Linked DNA regions of Mus musculus: regions 1, 2, 3, 4 and 6 are each linked to region 5. Evidence: chromatin loops called from intact Hi-C (ENCODE). Cell type or tissue: left cerebral cortex. All regions are shown on one strand. Links, peaks and the distances in the headings refer to the core of each region. The heading gives the core; the rest is flanking DNA. Region 1 overlaps Afdn (afadin, adherens junction formation factor). Region 2 overlaps Afdn (afadin, adherens junction formation factor). Region 3 has its middle 6.8 kb from the start of Gm24867. Region 4 holds the start of Gm24867 (a small nuclear RNA gene). Region 5 holds the start of Afdn (afadin, adherens junction formation factor). Region 6 has its middle 40 kb from the start of Rnu6.

What was found. Hi-C counts contacts between places; a loop is a spot of excess contacts. Peaks named below come from ENCODE experiments on the same cell type or tissue, not always from the same donor. Only the 100,000 strongest peaks of a DNase experiment are listed, where the experiment ranks them.
Region 1: it touches region 5 in a loop (2.6-fold over the local background); 4 of 42 quality-filtered maps call a loop at or near these places.
Region 2: it touches region 5 in a loop (1.9-fold over the local background); 5 of 42 quality-filtered maps call a loop at or near these places.
Region 3: it touches region 5 in a loop (4-fold over the local background); 22 of 42 quality-filtered maps call a loop at or near these places.
Region 4: a loop joins it to region 5, with 3 times the contacts of the local background. A loop is called at or near these places in 23 of 42 quality-filtered maps.
Region 6: it touches region 5 in a loop (5-fold over the local background); 16 of 42 quality-filtered maps call a loop at or near these places.

What each region holds. Positions count from the first base shown.
Region 1 is chr17:13,829,024-13,833,023 of GRCm38, forward strand. Afdn (afadin, adherens junction formation factor) reads left to right here. Exons shown (of 33, transcript NM_010806.1): 11 at 847-1,109; 12 at 3,345-3,414. Among named protein-coding and RNA genes, the nearest start is that of Tcte2, 70 kb to the left of the region's middle. In left cerebral cortex, for the core only: a CTCF peak has its summit at 1,838 (motif pointing left); a DNase peak (open chromatin) is centred at 1,831.
Region 2 is chr17:13,813,686-13,817,685 of GRCm38, forward strand. The region is part of intron 5 of Afdn (afadin, adherens junction formation factor); the gene reads left to right. Among named protein-coding and RNA genes, the nearest start is that of Tcte2, 54 kb to the left of the region's middle. In left cerebral cortex, for the core only: a CTCF peak has its summit at 2,435 (motif pointing right); no DNase peak of the experiment used is centred there.
Region 3 is chr17:13,679,629-13,684,741 of GRCm38, forward strand. No RefSeq gene overlaps it. Among named protein-coding and RNA genes, the nearest start is that of Gm24867, 6.8 kb to the left of the region's middle. In left cerebral cortex, for the core only: CTCF peaks have their summits at 2,237 (motif pointing right) and 4,281; DNase peaks (open chromatin) are centred at 968, 1,697 and 4,261; H3K4me3 peaks cover 1,435 bases; H3K27ac peaks cover 1,514 bases.
Region 4 is chr17:13,673,468-13,678,580 of GRCm38, forward strand. Gm24867 (a small nuclear RNA gene) reads left to right here and starts at 1,911; the gene lies at 1,911-2,015. In left cerebral cortex, for the core only: a CTCF peak has its summit at 2,653; DNase peaks (open chromatin) are centred at 2,936, 3,211, 3,984 and 4,170; H3K27ac peaks cover 657 bases.
Region 5 is chr17:13,756,334-13,761,322 of GRCm38, forward strand. Tcte2 (t-complex-associated testis expressed 2) reads right to left here. Exons shown (of 3, transcript NM_022311.3): 1 at 4,953-4,989. Afdn (afadin, adherens junction formation factor) reads left to right here and starts at 4,208. Exons shown (of 33, transcript NM_010806.1): 1 at 4,208-4,445. The coding sequence starts at 4,341. In left cerebral cortex, for the core only: no CTCF peak of the experiment used is centred there; DNase peaks (open chromatin) are centred at 2,934, 3,138, 3,680 and 4,030; H3K4me3 peaks cover 2,551 bases; H3K27ac peaks cover 2,277 bases.
Region 6 is chr17:13,469,738-13,474,850 of GRCm38, forward strand. No RefSeq gene overlaps it. Among named protein-coding and RNA genes, the nearest start is that of Rnu6, 40 kb to the left of the region's middle. In left cerebral cortex, for the core only: a CTCF peak has its summit at 2,873 (motif pointing right); a DNase peak (open chromatin) is centred at 2,901; H3K27ac peaks cover 385 bases.

The DNA of each region.
Region 1 (4,000 bases), core at 1-4,000, 72 kb after region 5:
GTACTTGATCATGCCTGCTGTCTAAGCGTTTTAAGGTTGTTCCTCCTATCAGTAATTAGTAAGCACTCATCAAGGAACCAGCTGCAAGGGAATGGATGAAGGTGACAGGCAGCCTTTGTATTTGAATATGCCGCTCATCCTCTCTGACTCACTTCTCTGATTTAGTTTGGAGAGAACGTGACTTGTCTGTATCCAGAAGGGATACACGGAAACATGACTGGTTGTGACATTCTTCTCTGAGTTTTTACTTCTGACTAGAAAGTGAAGGTGCTGATAGCAACTTATAGGTCTGTTTCAGGATAGTGGAGATACAGTGGAAATGTTGCTACCTCTCCCCCTCCCCCCTTTCCCCCTCCCCCTCCCCCCTCTTCCTCTCCCCCTCCCCCTCCCTCTCCCCCTCTTCCTCTCCTCCTCCCCCCTCCCCTCTCCCCCTCTTCCCCTTCTCCCCCTCTCCCTCTCCCTTTTTTCCCCCTCTCCCTCCCCCTCCCCCTTCCCCTCACCCTCCCTCTGTGTGTGTGTGTGTGTGTGTGTGTGTGTGTGTGTGTGTGTGTGTGTGTGTATTCTAGGGTTGGAACTCAGGACCTCATACAAATCGTTAAGGATCATAACTATTGAACTACTTCCCCAGGCCATCATATGATTAGTAAAACAGAGTTACAATGTTCCTGCCTTACAACAGGTTTTTAGATGTTAACAGTGTTCAGCTGTCCTGACATGGTTTTACACTATTAGAGAGAAATCCACTTAAGAAACCAGAGAACCGAGGGCTTCTTAGACTGCATTCGTCATAACAGAACTCTACACATTGAGTGCTTCATGATGGAACTCTTTTCCTTCTCTTCTTAGCTGTTTGGCCCCGGAATTCAGCCCCATCACTGTGATCTCACCAACATGGATGGAGTGGTCACTGTGACACCCAGAAGTATGGATGCAGAGACCTACGTGGATGGTCAGCGCATCTCAGAGACCACAATGCTGCAGAGTGGCATGAGACTGCAGTTTGGCACCTCGCATGTGTTTAAGTTTGTGGACCCCATCCAGGACCACGTTCTTTCCAAGAGATCTGTGGATGGAGGCCTGATGGTCAAGGGCCCAAGACATAAACCTGGGTGAATGTGATAGATCAGCTTAAGGATTTTAGAGTGTTTGGCTGTAAAGTAATTTCAATTAGATGGAAATATCTTTACTTAGAGTTTATTACATTAGTTTAAATTTTCTGTATGTGTGTCTGCGTCTGTTCCTTTTGGAGTTGAGAGGATACCTCACAGGAGTAGGTTCTCCTACTTGTGGGTCCTGTGGATCAAACTCAGGCTGTCAGCCTGCCATTTTCCCCATCCTTAAATTTTCAGTTTTAAAAGATCAAGGTGAAGAAGGGTCTGGAGATAAGGCTTAGTGCTTAAAAACAGTTGCTGATCTTACAGATGATCCCAGTTTGGTTCCCAGCACCTAAATCAGGCAGCTCATAACTGTCTGTAGTGCCAGCCCTAGGGGTCCTGATGTGGGCATTATACACACACATGTTGCACATATATACATGCAGGCTAATCACTCACCTATTTAAAATAATTTTTTTTGAAGATCAGTGCATTTTATGAAATGGGAGTTTATATCACAAATTTGGATTGGTTTTGGAGCAAACACGTAGATTCTGATTTTATCTTGAAATTGGTTTTTAAGTTGATCTCTTTTTGTGTGAACCATCACCCTATGTAACTAATAGTATTTCAAAATCTTTCCTTGATGTATTTTCCTCCTTCATATTCTTCTCCCTGAGAACCATGGTAATGCAAGGGGGAATCTGTTTAGGAATTCAGAGCATTTTAGCTCCACCTAGTGTTTTCCTGAGGTCTTGCAGTGTGGTCTACTAATGAGCATTCTTCTGGAGAAGAGTGACTTTTCCTTTAGTGATAATTTTGAAAACATACACTGTTTAGCTATTTTGCTATCTATTTTATATGTTAATAAAGTATCTTTTGGAAAAATAGGTGCCATGGCTCTTCATGGTATTTAAAACAAACTTCTGAGTCCACAGAAGTGAAACTTTCTGCCAAAGAGTATACAAATAGACCAACCTATATACCTGTATTGGTAGTCTCTGCATGGCCCTGGCCTGAAACTCAACCATGTAGTCCAGGCTGGCCTCAGATTCACAGAGGTCCATCTACTACAGAGACCACTGGCCACCTTCACAGATAGGACACTTTGGAATAGCTTCTCACCTCAAGTTGTTTGTTTGTTTGTTTGTTTATTATTACTTTTTTTGTAATGTATGTACTTGGGTGTGTGTACCACATGTAGGCAGGAATCTAGCCCAAGTCCAGAGTGACTTTATACTGACTTAGATGCCATCATGTTATGACCTTTGGCTATACAAATCACACCTTTCTTAGGATTCAGAACACAATAATAACACATAGGTGCTCGATGGATAATGACTAGATAGGTAAATAATTCATGAATCAGTGTATTATCACACAGCCCTCAAAACCCCAAACTGATGTCTTACAGACAGTTACATGCAGAAAGTGAATGATTAGCCTTTAGTAAAAGCATTTGAACTTCTTAGTAAGAAGCTATTATTCAGAGCATGGTAACTGTTTTACATCACAACAGATTTTATTTTCTTAGACGATTGTAGAGGAATTTCTAATAAAAATGGCTTGAATTTCTACATTATTTCCTTGTTTCAGTCTCTAGATGAAGTTTTGAAATTAAACCATGTAGTTCTTAGATGTTAGAACAATCCAGAAATAGCCATATCTTTGCTTTTGATGGCTTATAGGCACCTTAGGCTCCTTCTCCCCTTAGGTTGGGACCAGGGTGTTGTATTTACTGTGTTTGTTCCAAAGAATATCGTTTTGCTTATCTCACCTTTGTCCATGTTGAAAATGTGATTTTTTTATTATTATTATTTTATTATTATTTTGAGTAAGTGTTTTGCCTGCGCTCATGTATAGCATGTGTGTGCTTGATGCCCACAGAAGTCAGAAGACTGTATTAGATCCCCTGAAGCTGGAGATATAGATGGTTGTGATCTACCACGTGGGTTCTGGGACCCAAACTCAGCAGATGCTCTTAACCTTAGAGCCAGCTCTTTAGTCTCAATATTTTGTTTTTGTTGTTAACATCTGGTTTTAAAAATAGGACCATGAGAGTTTTTTTGATATGCTTCCTAATTAAGAAAAGTTCACATATTTATTGTCACTTTTTAAAGTCTGTGTGCCAAAGTAAATGAATTTATTAATGATATTTGAATATTGAAATACTCATCTGTTCTTGCTGTATTAAGAGTACTACCTTGTCAGTTGAAGTTTAATTTTTATGTTTATTTTTCATCTCCATAGAGCTGTTCAGGAGACAACCTTTGAATTGGGAGGAGATGTCCACAGTGGGACAGCATTGCCGGCAAGCAGGGTAGGTATTTACAGACTCATGACCTGACCATCCCTTGGATTCGATGTTCTAGGACACCCAAGAACAGACACTCCTTTGTAAAGACAACTTCACAGTGGCCTCTCTCTGCTGCAACCCACTCTTTTCTATCTGTTCACACAGTGATGCTTAAATGAAAGGTAGCTAGCTGTTCCTTTTGTCCTGAGGTCAGAATCTAGTACTTTCTCTTTCATTTGGAGTATGTGCTTTGCCTGTGCTCTGTGTGTAACTAACCGCTGTGGCCATCATGCTGAGGATAATGGACTTTTGCTACTTTATTCACTGGGTACAAGTCCTAGATCTCAGCTGGGTACTCACCTCCGACAGTCATTCTTTGCTCTTGTATAGACAAGTCATTTCTCTCTTCATTTTGGTGATCTATTCCTGGATTACACTCACTGCAAAACTTGTTGAGCTTAAACAGCAATCCCTTCATTTACTGACAAGTTGGCTTGAGTTTCCTAGGGCAGTTGGTTTACTAGTCATGTTCCTGGTTCCTCTTGTGAGTGCAGTGAGCTAGCAGGTGAATCAGAGGTCACACTGTGGGACTACCCACCCTGCCTCTCTG
Region 2 (4,000 bases), core at 1-4,000, 56 kb after region 5:
TGTAAAAGAAAATGAAAAACCAAAAACTACAAGCCAGGTATGGGAGTGTGTACCTATAAGCCTAGTACTATCACATTTACTCCCACATTGCTGTGATAAAATACCTTGATAGAAGCAACTTAAGGAAAAATGAATTTATTTTAACCTACAGTTCCAAAGGTATACAGTCTATCATGGTGAGGAACATGTGGCAGTAGTCAAGATAGTGTGAACAGAGGCCTGACTGGTCCTGTTGCATCTGCACAGGGAAGCAAAGAATGAACAGAAAGGGGCGGGGGGGGGGGAAATATGCGTGTATGTGTGGCTCTAAAGCCTCAATGCTCTATCCAGTGAGCAGTTTCCTCCGGTGAGAGTCTACTTCCCTCAAGATTCAGCAATATTGCATAACAACACTATTAGCCATCTGGTGACCAAAGTGTCCACCAAACACCTGAGACATTTCACACTCAAACCACAACAGAGGTTGAGGCAGTTTTCGTTCTTAAGGACTACATACTAAGATCTGCTCAGAAACACACTAACACACAGAATTGAGAATAACGAGGGCTTCTTGGTTTTATAACTATTCTGGCAAAGGATTTTAAGGATTCTGAATACTGTCTCATTCTGTCACGTACCTAAGTTTATGTATAGAAAAAGAAAAAAGAGGTGCCTGCCTTTAATCCCAGCACTTGGGGGGCAGAGACAGGCAGATCTCTGAATTTGAGGCATCCTGGTCTATAGAGAAACCCTGTCTTGAAAAAACACTTAAAAAAAAAAAAAAGATTTAGAAGGCTAGAGAAAAATAAAGAAGAATACAGGTAACAAAAGGAACACTCAGAAATACTTATGTCTGCTAACTACATCCCACATGTGAAGAGTCTTCTGCACTATAGGAAGGCCCTAACATTGTTACTTAGTGAGCTTTGGAAAATGAAACCATGGTTCTACCTGAGGAATAGTCATTCAGGAGTGTGGGAGTCATGAAGGAGACAGTGGCTCAGAGTATCGACTTTTAACTTGGTTGATAAAACATTCCTAGAGACGAAGTATTTTTTAATGTGGGCTTGAATGCAACATTGAGATATATCTTCAAGAAAATAGTAAGCTTGTTGAATGTCAGATGGTCTGTTCCCCCAGTATTTATTTTTCAAAGTCATTGGCAGTACTTGATGGAAATTTTCTTTATATTTTGTAATAAGCTGCCAAAGAGCTTTAAGGTTGGGACATAGTGACCTTTCTATTTAGCCTCAGCCTCAGATTTGGAGAGGTTGCCATAAAAGTAGAGTGTAGGATGCTTATGAGGGAACTGTGCTAAAAACTAACATAGCCATGGAAGTACTACATCACCCTCACAAAGCATGACCTCTGACCTCCTGCTCCACACTGAAAAGCCATAGAGAGAAAGCTGAAGAGTACTGAGAGATAGCGTGAGATCTGGATCAGTAATAGACTGGCTTTTATTGAACTTGGATAGACAGTGATTGGCTCTAGAGTGAGCAGCAATGTCAGATGTAAATGGGTGGCAGAGAGGTGACCTGTGCGGTAGGCAGATATCATCACCATGTGTGGGAAGTCATTTCACTAAGAGAAGTCAGTCAGGCATCGTGGTGTGCTTATACTCTCAGACTCAGGAGACTGAGGCAGGAAGATTGTTAGTTTGAGGACAGCCTAGCTACATAATTAGACTGGATCTCAAAAATCAAACAAAACCTGATATTTGCCATGGACAGTTACTTTTTTTTTTTTTTGGTTTTTCAAGACAGGGTTTCTCTGTATAGCCCTGGCTGTCCTGGAACTCACTTTGTAGACCAGGCTGGCCTCGAACTCAGAAATCCGCCTGCCTCTGCCTCTGGAGTGCTGGGATTAAAGGTGTGCGACCACATCCGGCTGACTTTTTTTTTTTTTTAAGAAGTTGCAAATTGTAAAGAAAATATAAAGATTCAAATACTTGAACTAAGCTCACATAGTGTTGAGCACATGCCTCCCCCCCAAAAAAAAAATTGGTTCAAGAAGTTTTGCCAGCACAGTGGCACATGCCTATAATTCCAGCACCTGGAAGCCTGAGGCAGGAGGATTGCCACAAGTCTGAGCCCAGCCTGGGTTGTGGTGTGGTGTTAGTTCTAAGCTGGTCTGAGCTGCAAACTATAACCACATCTCAAAGCAAAACAAACAAAAGGAGAATAAGCAAAGAAAAAAGTAACCAGTATAAGGAGGAGAAATATTAGAAAACCAAAGCAGAACTTGCTTATTAAAGAAATAGTTGAAGTCAAACCATTTTTATATATTTATAATGTCCAAGAAATTCTAGTAAACTAAATAATATCAGGAAAGTAGCAGTTTGCTAAGGAAGTCCACAGTTCATTTATTAGTTTCAATATTTTTTGTCAGTTTTTTTTTTTAAAAAAAGCTATGTAGTCGTGTATGTGTGCATGCAAGCATGTGTGTGCAGCTGCCTGGAGGCCAGAAGAGGGAGCTGGGGCCTCTTAGAGCCACAAGCAGACCTGTGTGAAGCTGGGAAATGAACTTGGGTGTTCTGAAACAGCTACAAGAGCTCTTAACCACTGAAGCATCTCTCCAGCCACATTTTTGTCTGTTTTAATAAACCCCCTGAGAAAAGTGTATCCTGATAGCTAGCCTGCTATGGCCGTGTGCTAGTGCGGTTGGTTGATTCCTTGAACGAGACTGGGGGCAGAGCATGACTGTGGAGGCTGTAATTTCCTAGGACATGATGCCATTGTCATACATATCCTTTGCTGTGTTTTGGAAGCTGATTAGGCATCACAGCTCACACAGGCTTTGCTCTTGGACTTGTAATGCATTTAAAAACAACAACAACACTCAGATATATTCACTCTATGATGTCTTCAAAGGGTAGCTGATCCAAAAAGTGTTGCTATATTTCAGTTAGTTGATTTGTAAAATTTCCGTTTCCTTGCAGAATTTCTCTTGTTTTGCTAACTCTTAAGTTACTTTTAAGTTTTACTTACTTGATTTTGTGAGTGCACATGTGAGTGCAGGTGCACGCATGGCTGAGAATGTGTGAAGGTAAGAAGTCAAGGACTAGGTCATTAGGTTTGCTTGCAAGTGTCCCTACTACTGAGTCATTTCACCAGTCCACGGCACTGTTTTATGTCGTCGTCGTCGTCTTCTTCCACAGCTTGAATTAATTTCCTTCCTTTGTTTGCTTGCTTGCTTGTTTCCTCTCGTAATCATTTTTACAAATAGACCTTTTATGTCAAGTATTTTGGTCATTTTATTGTCTTCAGATTTAGTAGTTGAGCAGTTAAGTCTTCTGTAGGCATCACATTGCCTGCTTTTCCACACTGTCAATGTTTCTGTTCTGCAGTTTGCGCATGCTTCTTCTAGGGTTCTTTCTCCTTTTCCTTTTCCTCCTCCTCCTCTTCCTCTTCTTCCTCCTCTTCCTTTTCCTCTTCCTTCTTTCTCTCTCTTCTTCTTTCTTTTCTTTAATTTTCTTTTCTTTTCTCTCTTTCTCTCTTTCTCTTTCTCTCTCTCTTTCTCTCCCTTCCCTTCCCTCCCCTTCCTCCCTCTTTCTTTTTTTCTTTCTTTCTTTCTTTCTTTCTTTCTTTCTTTCTTTCTTTCTTTCTTTCTTTTCTCTCTCTCTCTCCCTCCCTCCCTCCCTCCCTCCCTCCCTTCCCTCCCTTCCTTCGTTCCCTTCCTTCGTTCCCTCCCTCCCTCCCTCCCTCCCTCCCTCCCTCCCTCCCTTCCTTCCTTCCTTCCTTCCTTCCTTCCTTCCTTCCCTTTGACAGGGTTTCACTATGTAGTCCTGGCTATCCTGGAACTCACTATGTAGCTTTGAACTCCCAGAGATCCACCTGCCTCTGCTGGAGTCTGGGATTGAGCCATGATTCCTGCTTTGTTTCAGGGCTTCTTAACCATGACTTATAATAGAAAATAGATTAAGAGAGTCAAGTTGACATAATGTGGCATATGTATATTTCTACTAAGAAGGGGACATCAGAACATCTGAGGAAATCTAAATTGTCCTTCCTACCTCCAG
Region 3 (5,113 bases), core at 622-4,621, 77 kb before region 5:
ATTACCCTTTTCCCATCTTCAGTTGTCGATAGATAGATAGATAGATAGATAGATAGATAGATAGATAGATGGATAGATGTATCCATTCTCCTTTCTCTCCCTTGAGAAAAGTCAAGGAAGAAAGGGTGGGAAAGTCAGAGTGAGGAATCAGGGCTTCAGAGAAGACCCCCCCCCCCCCAGCTTAGCAGACATCACGAAGAACTGCATTGTGGGAAAGTGTCCACAGCTGCTAGCAACCACAGTCTCCTTGGCAGGGGTGGAGAGCTGTGAGCAGAGAACAGAGGCAGACCCAGGCAGAGGCTGCTTTTCCCAAACCTTGGCTGCCAGGAATGACCACAGACCACATGCTGTGTGAACACTGCGTACGGGCTGTCCTTGTGGGCTAGGTGAAGCGCGTGGGGCTGGCATGTTCTTCCTTCCCAGTCACTGGAGCATAGTCCTCCATGCCTCTCAAGGAACAAAGAGCCCCCGAAGTGCAGAGCTCACCTGGGCTCATCACTGGGTTGCAGACGGACGGTCCGTTTCAGCTGCTCTTTCAGCCTCAGTAGTGCCTGATCTGGTGGTATACAGCCACAGCCAAACAGACAAAGCAAGATCATGTGCCTCTCAGAGTCATCCCTTAACCCCAGAGAAAGGCTACTAGGAGACCGTCCGTAGGCTGGAGAAGAGCCCACAAAGCTATCTCTCCGCTCTTAGCCTCCTTTCACCTTACCCAAGGTCACACTCGTCCCTGAACCATGTGAAAGACCAGGCATGGCCACACATGCACCTGTAAAGACAGCCCTGTGGAAGGCGGAGACAGGAGAGTCCCTGGGGCTTGCAGGCTACTCCCTCACTTCTGTGTTCAGTCAGAGAATCAGACAGAAAGTGATAGAGCCAGACACTTGATAGCCTCTTTGTGTGTGTGATGCACCCACCCACATACATACAAAAGGAGATGTCTGAAACAAGGGAGACAAGTAGTATCGTTAAGAAAACTTTACTAGAGAGACACACATGGGGTGTGACTCATCTCATGCTGCTGTGATCTGTGTAGACAGAGGGCCGCACACAAATGGCACTCCTTGCCAGAAGGGGTCTCTGGACCAAACACAGTCAGGCTCTGGAAATTATGGAAGCTTTTGGTTTTTCTGATCCCCCCTCCCCCATTCCCTATTGTTTGGGGCTTTCGTTTTTAGCTTGTACTTCCTTCACAGACATGAGGAAAAGCAATAGCGTTTTAACGTAAAGTTGTCTTTAAATGAGTTTTTAAATTGCTATTGTTCCTTGTAATAAAGCTACCTCTCCAATACTGGCCTCTTTATCTACTCAGTCCCCATTTTCAGAGTTATTACACAATTAACACAATTCTTCTCTCCTTTCCTCCTCTCCCTCCCCTATCCACCCCACCCCCCAAAGTATGGACTATGGAAGACACTTTGGCAAAGGAGTCTTTTCGTTTTGGTTTCTCTCTCCAAGGCACTTGTCTATGAATCATTCTTACTATGGCAGCAAACACTGATGAAACCATTTAAGTAGCTTCTCTGCAACCTTTGTGACCTGCACACCACATCCAGGACTTTGAAAGTCATGTGCTTAAATGAACGACACCAGAGAGCTCACTGGAGGCTTCAGCTGAGATGGAGGCTCTGGGAACACTGGCAGCCCATGCCTCAGCAGGCAGTGTTGCTGGCATCGGTCCCCAAATGGCTGGCTTTGTCCCCCTCTCTACAAATCCATCTGCTTCGAGAGAAGCATCTGCTCCAAGCAGCAGCCCTGAAGCCTCACCCATCAGGCGGGGCGGGGGCTCCATCTCTATTTCTAGCAGAAAAAGCCTTTGACTTTTCTTCTATCCTGAGAAATGAGCTAGCCATTGAGGCCAGAAAATTCTTTTTTAAATTTATTTTTAGCCGGGCAGTGGTGGCGCATGCCTTTAATCCCAGCACTCGGGAGACAGAGGCAGGCAGATTTCTGAGTTCGAGGCCAGCCTGGTCTACAAAGTGAGTTCCCGGACAGCCAGGGTTACACAGAGAAACCCTGTCTCAAAAAACCAAAAAAAAAAAAAAATTTTTAATTTCACACACACACACACACACACACACACACACACACACACACGAGAGAGAGAGAGAGAGAGAGAGAGAGAGAGAGAGAGAACGAGAGAGCAGTGCATATGGGGTAGGCGTATATGCACATGGGTATGCAGGTACCCTTGGAGTCCATAAGAGGGCGCTGGAGTTACAGGCAGTGGTGAACTGCCGGATAGGGTTGCTTAGAACTGTACTGGGGCTAAGCTGTATCTCCAGGTCCCAGACTGTTTAAACGGCTCAGTCAGCAAAGCCCTTGCCTCACCAGCTTGAAAGCCTGACTTTGGACCCCCAACACCTCTGTAAACATTTGGGTTCTGCACTGCATGTCTGCAAATCCAGTGCTGGGAAGGGAGAGTCAGGATTCCCAGAGCTTGCTGCCCTTCAGTCCTAGCAGCTTAATTAGTAAGCCCAAGGCTCAATGTTAGCACTGACTTTAAAAATCAGGTGGAGAGCATGAGGGGGAAAGACATATGGCCCCTGCAGTGATATGCAGAATTACTGTGTACACATGAACATATACGTGCACACATACACTACAATAGAACAATTTGTTCTTAGTCAGGTTTGAGCCTAAATGCCTGCATGTTTCTCCCATCTCCTAACTCTGACAGGTGGGTCAAGCTCTCTACAGGTTGTCAGGGCCCAGAGCCTTCTCAGGATCCTTGGTCTACATCAGCCTGTGACTGTGCCCATCTCAGGTAACTCTGGGAGAAAGCGACTCTCTCACAAGTCTCAGCTGCCAGGCAACCATGATTTAATCTGAGGCTGACCACAAAACCACAAGAGAATTGAGATGTGGGAAGATGAGGAGGCTGCCTGGGTCATGTGGCCAAATACGCTCGTTGAGATCTGCACACACTGTCCTCTCCGGTAAATGGCTTGCTGTTCAGCCCCAACAGTCCCCAAGCCACTCCAGAGAATAAGTCACCTTGGGGCAGAAGGCGGGTGAAACACACCTTCAGACTCTGCACATTCCATGGCCTATGAGCCACCAGCCAGATACTCCCTGATGTCTGCCAGGAATGTCTCCAGTGCCTCCAGGCAGGGATGTGGAAAGAGGCCCCTGGCAAAGCCACAGGGCAGAGGAAGGAGGAAGCTTATGAACTGAAGGGAGCAGGCGTGAGCATGTGGAAGTGAGTGGAGAGGTCTGCTGGAGAACCCGTAGGGTTATATGAGTATTAGCAAGAGCTTGACATGCCTTGCGGAAAACCCAGCACTGTGGCTGAGACAGTCACTCCCCATCCTGTCCCCACACTCAGCGCCCACAGCAACCAGAATCCTCTGCTGCTCTGAGGCTAAAGAAGCCTGCTGGGACCTGGCCTAAGATAGCCACACTCAGGAGTCTGTGTGCCCTGCATGCAGGAGTGTTGCCTGAACACAAGTCCTTTCTGTCCCGCCCTTGGTACAAGGGCTCCCAGGAGAGTCTAAGCCCCTCACCCCCGCTTCCAGACTGCCCTCCTCCCCACTCTCTCTACCTTACCTTGGATCACAGTCCAGCCCATACTCTGTCCTTGAGATATGTTGGGTTCCAAACACAGCTACTGGGCTCTGCACTTTACCCCGAATCTCTAAGTCCTAGCCCTGAAAGACTGTGGAGGCTCTGAACCCTGGTGCCATCTCCTTCCCCACACAGCCAGCTCAGCCCCCGGGTCTTTCCTGTACCTCAGAGGCTAAAGAACCTCCAGTAGGTCTCCCTGTGGCTCTCTCTCTCTCTCTCTTTTTTTTTTCCTTCTCCAACTGAAGACAGAGGAGGATGTAAGAATCTGCCTCAATGCTAACCGGGGACCACCTCGCTCCACCGACAAAAGCAGTTTTGTTCAGAGTTTTATCTGTTCCCCCTGGGATCTTTTTTCTAGGTTGCAGGGGTGGATCTGATTGGTCTCACCACAATGGTGAGAACATCAGACACCAGACACTATGGGGATTGGTTAATTATGGCAGGCCAGCCCACCCCAGGGTGGGGCTGCCTAGACTGCTTACAAGTTGTCTCCTTTCAGGGCCTCTGCCCTGGGAGGGGGAAGAGTTCGAGCCAATCCTCTGACCGCAGAGGGTCAAATCCCTTGACTGGGAGCTGGGTCCACCTCAAAGGCTGGCGCAACCAAGGACCCCACCCTGTATCTGCTTAGAAGTGAAGGCAGGGTCAGACTAAAGCTCCCACTGGGGCAGCCTGGGGAAGAACAGACCGCCTACCCAAGCAGCCCGCCAGGTGCCTTTGTTAAGAGTTGATTCATCCGGAGGGCTGGCCACGCCCGCCCTGGGCTTCCTTTTTCCTGGAGCGTGAGGTGATCCACTTCCTCTTTAGTTTAAAGCCGGCCTGAGTCAGAGTTTCTGCCTCTCTAGCTGGGAGCACCGCCCATTTCCTCCTATTCAGCACAGACCTAAAACCACACAGTCCAGTGTGATGCAGCCAGACCGAGCCTAGGATCAGCAACCTTGCAGGCCAGAGGGCCACATCTTGAAGGGACAGAGCACCAGAGGGCATCTTAAAGTTCTGATCGGAATATTCTGCTTGCAGATCATTGGTGCAGGGAAATGCTGTGTTTTAGGCCTGTTGCATTTTGAGTCTGTGATTATGTGCCTCCCTAACACTGAGATTAGGGGGTTGAAAAAAGGGGTATCTCAAAATACACCCCGTCTACCCTTCAAATAGCCTATCCAGATAGGCCAAAAAGTAAAGTCAAAACTTTAACGTTTAGAAAAAACACACTCACACACTCACACGCTTGCACAGAGAGAAAGAGAAACAAGCAAGATGACCTCTGACCCTGACCCTTCAGGCTGCCCATGAGGTCGCAGCACTAACATGAGTTGAAAGTTGCAATCCTCAAATCTCAAATTCATCCGGTCTCATTGTAAGTAAAGACGGGCTTGTGCGTTTAAACTTATATTCTCACTCTTTGGTCATCAAGCCTTAGTTCAAAGCAATTGTGTTAAATACAGAATTTATGAAAGATGTACTTCTTTTAGGAAAGGTTTGCTCTGGCATGTGAAAGTCCAAGGATAAAGATGCTGGCCAAGACCACTGGACTCCTTAAAATATGTGA
Region 4 (5,113 bases), core at 440-4,439, 83 kb before region 5:
CAGCAACAAGTTCAGAGGTCCCCCTGTCCCTTGCCTTCCCAGGGCTGAGATTAGATGTGAGCATCCCTATGCCAGGCTCTCTTTTGGGGTCTCAGGGGTGGCAGCAGGGGTGGGGTTGAACTCAGGTTCCCATGTTTGCTATTACTCTTCAGCCCTTGTCTTAGTTAGGGTTTTACTGCTGTGAACAGACACATGTTGTACATACGACAAGGCAACTCTTATAAGGACAACATTTAACTGTGTCTGGCTTACAGGTTCAGTCTATTATCATAAAGGCAGGAGGAGCATGGAAGCATCCAAGAAGGCATGCAGGAAGGAGCTGAGAGTTCTTTATCTTCATCTGAAGGCTGCTAAGACTTGCTTCCAGGCAGCTAGGGCAAGTGACACACCTAATCCAACTAGGCCACACCTCCTAATAGTGCCACTCCCTGGGCCAAGCATATACAAACCATCACAGCCCTTCAGATATCCTTTCAGCCCACACTTGGCTTTTAAATACAATCTTCTCCAAGCTAGAACTCATCACTCTGTTGTACATGTTACTTCCTACAATGAATGAGGTATGCACATACATGAACGATGCACATGAACATAGGAATGAGGCATGTTCATGCTGTTGTCATGTGTACAAAGTCTCTAGGGATTCTTTGATCAGAACTGTGAGCTTCTGAAAGAAGAAATAGTCCATGATCTTGAACATAGCCTATGAAGGGCCTCACTGGGTCTGACACTGCAACCCCTCACGCCACCCTCCCCTCCAGAAAAATACCATGCACCTGTTCCTCCAAGGAGGTGTCTATGTGAGGCACAATCTTCACCTCTGAGTGAGGGGTCTCTGTGGGCCCATAGTCCTCTGGGATGTTGGCATGGACATGCACATCCATATACAGTGGGTAGAAGGGCTTGTGTTGACCTCATCTTCTTGACAACGATAGTGAGCCCACATTCCCTGGAGACTCAAAACTGTCAGAAGCCCCCATTGCATACCTGGCACTTGGCTGCATTGAAGCCTTCCTCCCTCCACAGAGTAGGAGAGATGCTGCTTGGCCAGGCATCTCACTGCCCCTCCTGAGTAAACCTGTACAGTTTACCTGTAGAGAAAGGTAGCTCAGGTTCTTCGGGCACCTTGAAGCATTGCTCACAACAGTGGCTTACTTCACTGACACATTCACACGTTACCAGGTGGTACTCACAGTCTACGGCCGTAGGACATTGTATGTGAAGGAGCCACATAGAGGTTTTGGGTCTCAACATGATATAATCTAGACGAATAAGGAAGACAAGAACAACGGTTCTTAAAGGGGAGAGGAACGAAGCAGGTCTGGCCACACCTTCTCCATGACACCTGTCTTCTGGTGCTGGGAGACACCTGCCATGTACTCTTTAGGAGGAGGAGTGTATGGCAGTGGGATTTATAGTTTTCAGTGGCTCCCACCCTCCTGCTCACCCCAGCTTCCTGTGTGGTTGTCTCCCAGCTGCCACTGTTTCCTAGCCACAGAATAATCCAGACATTTAGCTGAGTGTTGTGGTTTGCATCAGAATTTTCCCATAGGCTCATGTTTGAACACTTGGTCCCCAGCCTGTGGTGCTGCCTGGTGAGGTTGTGGAACCCCCTAGGTGGTGGAGCCTCACTGGAGAGAGTGGGTCACTGGGCACAGGCCTTGAAGTTTAACAGTCCAGCCCAGACTCTCTTTGCTGCCAAATGACAGTTAAAATGTGACCTCTGCCTCTGCCTACTACCTTTTCCACCGTGGTGGTTTGTGACTCCTCTAACTGTGAGCCCAAAGTAAATCTTTCTTTCCTAAGTCGCTTTGTTGGGTGTTTTCTCGCAGAAAGAAGAAAGGAAACTAAGGCATCATGCTTCCTTCCCCTCCATCCAAGCTCTGATCTTGAGGCCAGAATCCAGGGCTGCTCACTTTGGGAGAATATATACTAAAATTGGAACAGTACAGAGAAGATTAACATGGCCCCTGTATAAGGAAGACTTGCAAACTCCTGAAGTGCCCCATAAAAACAAACAAACAAACAAGCAAACAGAATCCAGTGTTAGAAACCCTATCCAGAGAGAGGATCACCCCGATCTTCACTCGTGCCTCACGACACCTCATTTCTCTCAAGTTGACCTCCATCCGTGGGAAGCTCCCAAAAGCCTCAGAAAGAGAAAAAGGGCATTGTCTCAGACGATGTGATCTTCATCTGGGGGACAGGACTAGCCTGTGACAGGCATGGCCTCTGTACAGTGTGAGGTCTCTGCTCTTCCCCTTCAAATCCAAGGCTGTGCTCAGCCCAAGTCCACAGGGTTGCCGCTCGCTAGCAAGGCTAGAGGTCAAGATACAAAGACCCATGTCACAAGCCAGTTCTCCAGGGAGCAATAAGCTGTCACTCACTAGATACCAAAGCATAATAAACAGGGGCTAAAGGCAGGGCAGCCTTATTCAGCTCAGGGCTCTGCGCCCAGAAATGGTACCCTGGCCATAGTCTCATAGGGGACACTAGCACTCCCAACAAACCCACAGTCCCCAGGGGTTGTGTCTGCACTTAAGCTTCTGCTGTGGGTCTGCCATGGCTCAGTCTCCAGCAAGACAGTCTTTCCATGGCCTGTCGATGTAGGCTGCTTTTTTTTAAAACTCTAATAGTTTCTAATATTTATTTATTTATTTATTTATTAATTATATACACTGTAGCTGTCTTCAGACACTCCAGAAGAGGGCATCAGATCTCATTACGGGTGGTTGTGAGCCACCATGTGGTTGCTGGGATTTGAACTGAGGACCTTTGAGAGAGCAGTCAGCGCTCCTAACTGCTGAGCCATCTCACCAGCCCCTCAGCTGCTTATTGTATGGGTGTGACCACCAGCTGCTGTCAGGACATGGGAACAATTTTTCAAACTTCTCTCTTGGATCACTTACCATTCACCAGATTTCTGGGTCAGTTGTGAATAAGCAACTTTAAATAGAAAATAGCTTCGTGTGTGTGTGTGTGTGTGTGTGTGTGTGTGTGTGTGTGTGTGTGTGTTAGAGGAAAAGTATTGTCCCAGGTTTAAATGAGCTATTTTGACATCTTACCCGGCAGAGAACAGAGCTGTGGCTCTTGGTCCCCCACCCTTCCCCCTTCCCCACCCATGCTGCTTTAGGTGAAGATGGTTTGTCAGCCTTCCTTCTACCCTGAACTACAGGATGGTGTGGGTGCCGCCCATAGAAGGAGCGAAGTATAATTTTGCAGGCTCCCACCTGTAGGGGCCAGGGAACAGACTTAAAGACTCAAAATAGACTGCAGTTTGCAGCATCACAGTGCACTGGCTGAAGCTGCTGTGTGCATGTGGCCCAGCTCTAGGCTTAGAGAGAGCACCAGATCTGAAGGGAGAGTCTTTGACTGAATGTTCCCACCAACACCCACTGGCCAAAGCTCAGACCTAAACAGCACTCACCATGCTGGTCTGTTATCATCCCATAGGGTTCATTCGCACACCTTTTATAAGAATAACGTTGGGTCATCCATTCCAGATTCAAAGCTTAGTTATAAGGAGAGAAGAGCCAATCCACCTGAATGTTTTGCCTCGCCTATAACTCTGTTTTGTTTTCTAAACCTCATTTGATCTTTGAGGAGGCCTTCAGTCACCAAACTCCCTATAGCCCTATTTAATTCTATCTCAGTATTTGTGGTACCAGGGATTGAGCCTGGAACTTTATGTATGCTAAGCATGCGCCAAGCATGTGTTCTGTACTGAACCACACCCCTCCACACACACACACACACACACACACACACACACACACACACACACACCCTTTAACTTTTTTATTCTGAGACAGGGTCTCACTAAGTTACCCAAGATGGCTGTGAACTTGACTGTACTCTTGTATCGGCTTCCCAAGTAGCTGGATGTCAGAGCCTTTCCACCAAACCCAGATAAATCCATTTTGAAATACCAAGCATACTGAATCTCAGACGTTGTGGGCAGAATGACTCCAGAGTCTATTTGCAGAGACAAGTGTGAAGGAAGAGAGGAAGTGTAATGTTAACGCAGCAAAAAACAAAACAAAACAAAAAAAAACCTGGATTCAGGCCTCAGGTGACCTAGACTCCAGGATGAGGAGCAGCATCAGACCTGGAAGCTCCTGCTGCTGTCCTGTGACAGAGAATGGGAAGTGCCACCAAAGCCCCCCAGAGAAACCCCCAGAGCTGCTGTTCCTAGTCTGATGCAGCCTGTCTCAAGAATACTGCCAAGCACAGCTTTACAAGTTAGTATGAACTGAGGCTTCAGACCATGATTTAAAGTGGTAGATACAGAAGAATAGGGGAGGGGAGGGGAGGGGAGGAGAGAAAGAAGGGAAAGGGAGAGAAACTGAGGGGGGGAGATGGAGGAGGGATGTTAGAAGAGGGAGAAAGGGAAGCGGGAGGAGAGGACAAAGGGAAGAGGCTAAAGTTGGGAAAGGAAAGGAACAAAGAGGGTGTGAGCCACCAGAAACAACGGTCCTCATTTCACAATAAGAGTACTGGCAACCGGGCTGTTTGATTTTTCAACCTTGCAAAGAGAGGCATCACCATGAAAGACTGGTACAACAGTTTGGTACAAAACAGTGCTTCCCGTGTTCCTAACTGTATTTCCCCCTGCCCCTGAGTTCTTCATTGCCTGAACATTTCCGAGAGGGACGAGAAACTGGGCAGACTGCACCTCCTATAGATTTCCACGTTGAGAATGTGAATGAAGCCTAGTTTGCTATGTATTCAGAGACTGGAGACTCCCTCCCTTTCTGACACATGGACTCAACTGTACAGCAGACTTCGAGTAACTTTTCAGCCTAGGATGAACTGAGGGCAGCAGGACAGGCAGATACCAGCCGTCGGCTGGGGAGACAGTCGTCCAGTGTCTCCTTCATATTTGTGATTCTGATAACCAACAATGTGCCTCCTTTTGAGAGTGGACCATAATGATTTGTTTAAAAATACAAACACAGTGCTAACCCAGCAGGCAGGCAGGTCGAGGGGAGATAAGATGTCTTAGGATGATGAAAACATATAGGCATAGCATAAAACCAAGCCCTGGGTTTAACCCCAGCGGTAGTCACTGCCTCAAGGCAACAAAACACTATACAGAGAAACAAGGGACAGA
Region 5 (4,989 bases), core at 990-4,989:
TTAAACACACACATACATTCTTTATATAGCCCATATTAAATATTATACATATGTATAATTTTTAAAATTAGGTACATGAAAACATACAAAATAAGTTGATAAATTTGGTTTATTCTTATAGTATGCATTATGCATGCAATGTCTTCCTAGTACTGGTGGAGGCTTTGTAAAGATTTGGTGTGGAAATAAGGTTTATCATGTGGCTTATCTTGGCAGCATTTTATTTTTATGTTTTCAGTTTTGGGTATTGAACACAGGTAGATTCACTCTACAACTGCCTTGGCAGCTCCTGTCTATCCATACCAGGGAGAAGGTGATGTCATACTAACACTATGTAGTGGATCTAACCATTTGTCATCAAGCTCCACTGTCACGTCCCTCTTTTGAAACAGGGTCCTACTTTGTAGCCCTGGAACTCACTATGTGGACAGGTTGGCCTGAGTCACAGAGATCTGCCTGCTAGGATTAAAGGGCATGACCACTCCCTGCTTCTACGACTGTTTTCTATCACAATTCTCTATAAAGACTGCTTTCTGGAAATTTTACGAGGAATTCTAAATGTAACTAAATATCAGGCACTAGAAATACAACAGGATAGAAAGATTCTAAGTAAAGTACATACCCATGGAAACCTAATCTAGAATTCCTCCCTCCCACCCTTCTTTTCTCCCTTCCCTTGTTCCTTGCATAAAGAAACTAATCAACGTTGAGCTTTCTAGCCTGCAGGTTCTGAAAAGGAGTTAGCTGTCTGGTCTCTAAGGTTAACAAGCTAGAAGAGCCTTTGTATGTAGGGGCTTCTGTGGAAGACGATCTCTACATGAGTGCTGCCTCTGCCTTTATTACATCCTTTAACTTTACATTTTAAAGACCATCCTTTGATTTGATATATTAACATGATTTGTAAGCCGACTTGTACAAGTATAGAATTGAAATATTTCAACATTCTACTAACTTGCCAAAGTATTGAAGTTACTGGGAGTCAGATGATCTGTTGGTCATTAGACAACAGTTGCTGTGTGTGTCATTTACTTTTCTGGGATGGGTTGGTTCATCATCTTTCTGGTATTTCTTTCCTGGGGCTTGTGCAAACTGAGGCAGAAAAGGCTTTATTACATATAGATTACATATAGGTTGTGGAGATTTTCTTGAAGATGTATTTATGTATGTGTAAGTACACTGTCACTGTCCTCAGACACACCAGAAGAGAGCATTAGATCCCATTTCAGATGGTTGTGAGCTATCATGTGGTTGCTGGGAATTGAACTCAGGACCTCTAGAAGAGCAGACACTGCTCTTAATCGCTGAGCCATCTCTCCAGCCCCAGTAGGATTTTTGTTTTTAAGAATACTTTACTGAAGATGAATTTCAAAGGGGATATAGTTCAGTTGGTAGAGTACTTGCCTAGCATACAGGAAGCCAAGTATTCAAATTCCCAGTACAGCACAAGCAGGAAGTGATGGCATATAGATAGCCCTCCCCCCACCGCCCCAGCCCTGTTACTCTGGAAGTACAGAGGAGGATCAAAGTTCAAGGTCATTTTTGGCTACATAATAAATACAAGGCCAGTCTGAAAAACATGAGACTATCAAAAAAAAAAAAATGGGAAGGAAAACTAACGTTTATTAACTTATTTATTCTCACCTATTTTTCCCATTATGCAAGTACTGATGCTTTTTGTTTTTCTGTTTTTCGAGACAGGGTTTCTCTCTGTGTAGCCCTGGCTGTCCTGGAATTTTCTCTGTAGACCAGGCTGGCCTCGAACTCACAGAGACTCACCTGTTTCTGCCGCCTGAGCGCTGGGAATAAAGGCGGGTGTCACTACTGCTTGGCTCAGTACTGATGATTCTTATTGTTTAATATACAACTAACATATTTTAATACCTTTAAAAGGGAAGATCAAGACTTAAGTATAAAGTGGAAACTTAAATCTTCAAAAACCGACTAACCGGATTACAGTCAGCCTCATCTAGTGCACTTTGTTTGACTTCACATACAGTCTTTCATTGAATCTGTTTCTGTATTGTACGTGGTTAACAAAGCTCAGGGGGCTTTTAGGCTCTTCTTCCTTTTCCACATCCTGCTGTCAGGTGTGACCAGTCACCATGCTTATGGACAAAGAAGGATCAGGGCTTCATCTTTACTGTCATCTGAGTATCTTTAAGCATAACTCTATGATGCTGACGACAGAACCTAGGACCTCATGAACTTTGGAAACCTTTTGGCTTAAGCACCTGTCCCCTTCATATTCAGGATGTAGGCTGTTCTATAATGGCTACCTACATCCCCTCCGTCTTTTATGGATAGCACAACACATGACTCAGAACATTGTTTTGGTTCCCTTTTCTTTTTCTTCAACTTCTAGGAGGTCAATTCCTCATCCTCCTGCCACGCCTCCCTGTTCTTGGAACACAGGCCTGGCCTACCACTCCCCATTTATCGCTGCGTCTCAAACAATGAGGATTAGTGGAATAGTGGGCCCAGCCTAAAGCTCTCCTTGGTTGAACACATAATAGTTCGGGTCTTTTCGGCTGTGAGAAAAATCACAGGTATTCTGTAGATTTCAAGCCGTTATCAATATACTAAATACTTACAATGCATTATACTTTGGGAACTGGTTCACTTGTGAAGATGATACAGATGGAGCTTTTTAAAGTAAACCAGAAACCAAGGGCAGCGGACATGGATTTAGCCCTGCACTGTCTGTTGGCTTCTCTACATACATATTTCTTCCCATAAAAACAACGCTGCAGAGAGCCTTTCTCGGTCTCTAGCAATACTGAATGTTCCCTTTAACAACACAGTGGCATGGGTGTTAGTTGTCTAATTGCTAGCTTTGCAAATTCTGTAAAAGCCAGTTCTTCAGCAGGAATACAGCTCATGCTGTGAAAACCAGTTTACACTGGCTCTGTCAGGGGAACTCTGAGTGTGGAGGCTAGTGAGGGCCTTGAGCGGCACTGACAGTCGAGTCCACTCAGAAGCACAAGGACTTAAAGGCACAAAATGCTAGGACAGGAAGACACATTCATACACATATGCTTTTTTTGCAAATCGCCCCCCTTTAACTTCCAGAAGAGGACGAGGGGTCTATAGAAGAATTCATTCCCCATGGCACGAGTTCAACACCAGGCTCCTCTGCTGAAAAGCCTCCTTATGTAGCCTTGCTGCGCTAGTGCAGTCGCAGAGCAAACGGAGACAAAGCCCAGCCTGGAGGACAGATGCTCTTCTTTCTGACAAAAGAAGAAATCTAACTGGTAGAGAGAAAACATATCTTCTCACTGGAAAAGGGAGAGAGAGCAGAAATAAAAGAGGGCATGTCAAATACAGCGTATTGCTCTCTTAGCTCCGGTGAAGGCTTTCCCTTAGAGCATGCCAAACACCAATTTTACCTGGATGAACAGGGGAAAACAGCTCTTTCCGGATGTGTTCTCCAGCAAACAGATTGTTTTTGGCACGGAAGAGGCAATGAAAAAGACAAAGAAACAAACGTTCTCTAAACCCCAGAGCATTTGCTGTTCAAGATAATTTTTGGGTTTCTAGGTTCACCGGGAGGCTTTAAAAGATTAACAAAACTCACGCTAGTGTCTCTCTCTCCCCGTTCTAACTCAGATTCGTTGTTTTCCCCGAGGTGGCATGCGCTCCGCGGAGACACAAAGGGCGCCGCCGCTCCCTGGCCGGGGTTGAGGAATGCGGGGGATCCAAAAGGCACCCTGAGCCGGAGGAGGGCTCGGAAAACATTTGCACTGACGCTCACACACAACCATAATAATTTATCTTTCCTCCGGAGAAAGGTCAGCTGGGATTTGACCCCAGCAGCCAGCGCAGCCCAGGCGTCAGGGCCGCGGCGGGATGGCCGGCCAGTTCCGCCGGCCGCGCAGCCCACGCCCACCTGTCCATCCCGCTCTGCAGCTCCGGGTCGCCCCGCCCGTCAGGGCGCCGCCCCTCTGCTCGCCAGCTCGTCCGCCACCCCTGAGCCTGCCCAGGGCGGACCGAGCGCGGCCGCAGGACCGAGCGGCTCCGGTGAGGACTCACGCCTCCGGCACAGAGCGAGTGCGGCCCGCTGACACCCGACGCGCCCCTGCACGCACGCACGCGCGCGCGACCACGCGGCAGCACCTAGCGGCGCGGCGCGCGCTCGCGGGGACGCGCACGGCGGGCGGGCGCGCACGGCGGCGGGAGGGCGGGGGGCGGCGCTCGGCGCACCGGCCGCGGCTGAGGCGGGCTGAAGCGGCGCGGGCCGGACGCGGGCCGAGCCCGGCGGAGGACGCGCGGCGGCGGCGGCGGCGGTGAGGCGGCCTGCGGTGTTCCGGCCCGGCTGGCCCTGGGGAGGAGCGGCCGCGATCATGTCGGCGGGCGGCCGCGACGAAGAGCGGCGGAAGCTGGCCGACATCATTCACCACTGGAACGCCAACCGGCTGGACCTGTTCGAGATCAGCCAGCCGACCGAGGTGAGCGCCGCCGCCGCCGCCGGGGTGCGAGGGGAGGGGGCCCGCGCGCGGGCCGGCGACGCGGAGGCCGCGGGAGGCAGAGCGCGGTGGGGTCCCGCGGCCGCCCCTCCCCCGCTGGCCTGCCCGCCCGCCCGTCCGCCCGCGGACCCGCCCTCGCCCGCGGCCCTGTCCCCTCGGCCTCCGCCCACCGTACTGGCCAGCGGGGTCCCTAGGGGCGCTCGTCCTTGTCGCCTCCTGCGGTGCCCCGCCGCCCGGGCGGGGTCCAGGGCGGCTTGGTGGCCGGCGCAGAGGGCGGGCCGGCCACCTGCGCGCGGAGACACACCTGGACGTGCACTTGTGTCCCCGGGACTCCGCCTGGCCACCCACGTGGGTCCTCAGACCCCACCTGTGTCACCCGCATCCTTTCCAGGCGCGCACTTGTGTCCTCAGGCCCCGCTTGCGCCCACAGGACTGCACCTGGCCGCCCACCTGTGCGGCACGACCCACCTGTGCCCTCCCGGCCCTTACCTGCCAGCGCACCGGTCCCCGTCGCGGCCCACGCAGG
Region 6 (5,113 bases), core at 550-4,549, 290 kb before region 5:
CACGAGCTGCCCCAATCCCTTGTAAGCTGCAGCACTTGGGAGAGTGGACCCTGAACTTTGATTGCGCAGCACAATGGAGCTTGCCTTGCACCTGAGTGCAGGTGAGCTGGCCCTGAGGACACAAGAGCAGGAGAGCTGCCCCTGATTCCTGCTGATGGTACCATTGGGTGGCCTAACCAGAGCAATGCTGGAGAGCTTGCCCTGGTGGTGTAGGTAAGCGAGAACCTGTGGCTGACCGGCTCAGCTACTACCCAGGCCAGGATCCAGGGCTCTGAGTTGGCCCACCCCCAAATCTATACTACCCGTGAATGGTTGAGACTTGTGAAAGGGACAGTCCTGCTGTTCCAAAGCTGCAGGATCTCCATGACACAGGACAACAACAGGATAAAATGGAAGGAGGTGTCACAGAAGCCAGAGTTTTGGAAGCAGACCAATGACTCATTGCAATGAAAATTTGCCAGTGACGACGTGTGGACAGAGGGGTATAATGTGGGATGTGCTGTGACACCCTACAGCTTCCATGATGAGATGTTTCCTATGCGTTTTTGTTTTGTTTTCTTTTGTTTGCTTGCTTACGTGTTTTGTGGGGAAAGTTGTAAGGGCCAAGGGCAGATATGAAGAAATGGGGAGATGAGTGGGACCGGGGTGCATGATATAAAACTCACAAAGAATCAATAAAAAGTTTAAAAAAAGAAAAGCAGCTGTTCCCACTGCCCCACCTTAAATATATTCCTGTTTCACTCCCTCAAAATGATGTGCACACAATGCCTTTTCTTTGTAACAGGATTTTTCATAGCAAAGACTGGGAAGTATCTACAAAGTATCTACATGTCTATCAGTCCTCAACTGATAGACAGGCTTTACTAAATCTGATATAACCCGCTTTACCTCTTGCTTCTAGTCCTCACTGTTCCCAGCAGGCCTTGCTCTGTCTCCGGCTTGCCCTACAGGTGCTGGCTACAGACTCTTACCCGCACGAGAAGTCATATTTATTTCCTACTTAGAGTGTTCTAATTACAAAACGCTATGCACTTTTATCAAATGGCTTTTCTGCAGTCCCACAGAGAATCTGGGGACTTCTCATCATGAATGTGATAAATTGGTGAAATTTCTCACACCTTGATATTGCTCAGAAGCACAGTACTCTTCCCCATGTTATGTTTTTATTCATTTTCATTAGTTTTAAAATTCGTGGATCCACTTACAAATAGACGTTTGTCCACCGGTTGAGTTGATTTATTCATTTTCCCTCCTATACCACATAGAATGTAGCCGAGACAATCAAGATGTGAGTTTAATTTGCACTGGCGTCAGGTTGGCAGGCTCCGCTCAGTCTATCACACTGTCAGGAAAATGGGAAAAAAAATATGCATGGCTTTCCCACAGCCGGTCAGTGTTAGTAGGAAGTAAGTGCCATCTCGTCAGATGAAGAACAGGATTATCCTGAATAACTCTGGATTTCTGGCAAAGGTGTATATTTTTATTCAAGATTTATTTAGCTTCGTGTACCACCCCCATCCTTGATAGGTAATGTAGTTATTTAGAAATGCAAGGGGTGAAGCAAATATCTCATGTCTCTTTGGCTCCCAGGCCCCTGCTGCGTGTTGGACACACAAGGATGAACGTGCTTCAAAGAATCTAACAAAGGGAATGTTTGGATCAGTAATAACTCCTGAGTAAGATGGCAGCCTGGCTCAGTAGGAATGTGGCCTGTGAAGTGACTGCCTGGCTCACTGAGGGCAAGTGTAGCTGTGAGACTATGAGGGTTAAGTTCAGGAGCTCGCTCTGATCAGTGTAAGGTGATAGAGGCCACTAGCAACCTAAGATGGCGCTGGATGCCCAGTTTAAGGTCAGCAGAAATACAGTTGAACTAAACTAAAGATGGAAAAGAATGAAAGATGGAGACAATGAGAAACTGTAAATACATCTGGTGGAGGCAGAACGTGTAGAGGAGGGTGGAAACAGGAGGAGGTGCTAGAGAGATGGGGTGCAAAAGAGGGGGCCAAAGCTCTGGCTTGGTGTGACCCCCCCTTCCTTAGCCAAGCAGGTGATGTGGTCATTTGCTGGACAGGGCTGGGCAGGGCCTTGGCAGTGAGCATGAAGGGAGGAGGGTGAGAGGCTGAGCGACTCTAGTGAAGCACACGGGGGTGGGGGTGGGGGATGTCATGCTTTCCCAAGGTCTTTGGTGGCATAAGGGTGTTTTCATGGGCAGTGGAGTAGGCTCTACTGTTTTTAAAATTCAAGAGTTTGAGTGGTAGAAAGTAGAGACGGCAACTTGGAAGGGAGGGGATGGGCTGAAGTCCAGGCTTCATCATGCAGGGCCATAGGAAGTGGGCCATGGTCAATGCCCTCTCCTTCCTGGGTCCTCCCCTTCCTTCTCAAATCATCCCCGATATAGACAATGGCGGGTCTATACCCTCTTTCAAAGTTACTTGCAAAGGCTGGGAGATAACTGGACCTTATCCCACAGGACAGAGGGCCTTTCAAAGACAGGTTGATAAAACCCCAGGAAGAGGCCAGCGATCACATCTTGGCCTTGTCTTGGTTTGATCACACCCAAGAACTGATTTTGCCTCTAAAGCTTGTACTTTGTAACATTGTTAAAGGCTCTGAAAACTTTGTTATTTTGTTTTTGGAAACGGAAATTCATGCTTAGCAGTCTGGTGTGGCTTCCTCTGAAGGAGATGGTTGTGAGGGCAGGGACCCTGTGACCTTTTAACTGTGAAAGACCAGTTGCTTTGAGGGTCCAGTTCCGGATCAAAAAACCTCACCAAGGGGGACAAAGAAACATGAAGACAGCTCCAGGAGCCTGCTTTGGCCACAATGACTGCTGTATGGACCACCGGGAAGTAGCTGGATGTTGGTAACTGGAATGACCACAAGATGGCGCTACAACATGTCATTGCAAATGTATGTTTCCTTGAGAAGCATGGAGAGATAGAAGATGCTGCACTGCGGTCATAGGAGAAACAGGCATGTCCTTTGGGACTCCCGGCCATCACCTAATTTACTTACTAAGCTCCAGTGTTTAGACAGAGCTTCCTTACTTGCCTGGCTGGTCAGCAGGGCATAGCTTCTAGTGACAGAGGCTGACTGTCTCACTTGCTGGAAAGCCCTCTCTGATGAGCATTGTGGAGGCGCTACAGTGTTGGTGGACAGAGGTACAGACACGGTGCTATGGAAGTCTAGAGGACACCAGTTAGGGCTGCTTTTTAACTCTCTCCTCACCAAAGTATTCCTCCTTTGCACTTAATAGACAAAGGATTTTGTTTAATGCATCATTGAGAAAACAGAATAAGACAAAACACAATAAAAGGCCAAGCAGATAAACAGGACAGAAAGACTGGCTGCTCAAACAAGAACTCTGTGGCCACGCTAGCAGCTGGACAGTGTCCAGAGGAGACCATCCCTGAGGCACACTGTTCTCCCTGCTCCTTAGAGGCAGGGCAAGAGATTAAACAGCAACAGATAAAATTAATTATAAAGAAACAGTTTATGTAACCGGATATATCAGAACATGGCCATTTTGATACGTTAGGAATGGCAGGCCACAGTTACATTTAATTCTGAAGCTTTATAAATCTAGCATGAACCTCATTTACACTCTGCTTCAGTTCATCAGCTTCAACTGGTAGTCCCCCACACGGCTGCCTCAATGAATGGCTCAGCGTTGGTGTCAAGGGCCTACCTAGGTTGGCTTGGTATAAAGTGTTTTGTACCCACGGTCAGTGTCAGCAGGTAAGAGGGCACCTGTCCTCCTATGGGCATGCTCAGAACACTCTACCTACTTGAGTTTGGCAGTACCCAAGACAGAGCCTATTTCCCCAAACTCTGCCTGGACCTGAAAACTAGATTTTGCACTATTTGCTATTAATGAAGCTAGTTATAGGTCATATTTATATTCCTGGATCAACTCCCAATGTCTAATAATGGGGAGAAAGAGATAACTAAGAGACGAAGGGTCAGGAAACCCACTGTTCACTGGCACGTCAGTAGTCTGCTGCAGGGCTCAAGCTACCACTTTGGCCAAGTGACTGGGGGTGACTGCTCCCCATTTTGAGTTTGTTTTCTGGCCCTTCCTCATTGACTTTGGTCAACTGAATAGGGTGGAGGTGAGGGGTGGCCGTGACATTGGGTCTTAGGGACACTTGTAGTTCCACTCATGGCTTGCAAACTTTGTATCCAGTCCGGCTTGACAGCTTTTACCTGGGGCTAAGACCAGGGGGTTTTGGACTCCACAGCAGCCTGGCAACTTTCTCTCAAAAAAAATTAAAATGAACTGATTTCCATCAATATTAGGACAAAGCAACTGCAGTAACCGCTGATAGTACTACAGACCCAGGGAACAAGGTCACACCCTTGCAGCCTCAGGCAGCCCCCCCCCCCCCAATCCAGAGTCACAGTACATGCTCATGATCTGATGCCAGCAAGTCTCTGGTGGCTTCTCTGAAGCGCAGTTTCAGCCATATACTTAGAAAGCACAACCATGTGGAGATTGAAGAGGCCAACTCTGACTGAGAGAGAAATCCCCTAAGACAAGGGAAGACAGTCTTCACAGAGAATGGAGGACATCTATGGGAGACACACATTTATGCAAGCAGGACCATTCCCTCTCCCTAGGCAGGAGACAAAAGAAGCTGTTGGGTCCCCTGATAAGGGAAGAAGCTCGCAGAGGTAGGAGATTCGAGCCCACATGGAAGTCCCAGTTGCCACACTAAATTTAGAAGCAGTGATTATAGAGACTTCGAGGGAAAGAATAGGAATGTGAGAATTTCACACTCAGTCAAACTATTGTTGGACTTGAGCGGAGAAGAAAACTGTCTGACCACCCACACACAGAGTGATTATTCAGTAAAGCATATCGCCCACCCAAAAGTAAAACACTCAGAGATGGAGAGTCCAGCTCCAAATTCCAGTCTTTTCCTAACTCTTCCCTTAAAAAAAAAAGTTCCAAGTCAAATTAGTCTCCCACGATGGTTATAAACAGGGTGTATTGGTCCAGTGAGTCTGGGAACACGCACGTTTCCTTAGCAGTGACTAACATGATGGCACACCCATTTCCCCCAGTGCCTGCCAACTATTCACCCCCCCCCCCAGTTCTCTCCTAGGCTCC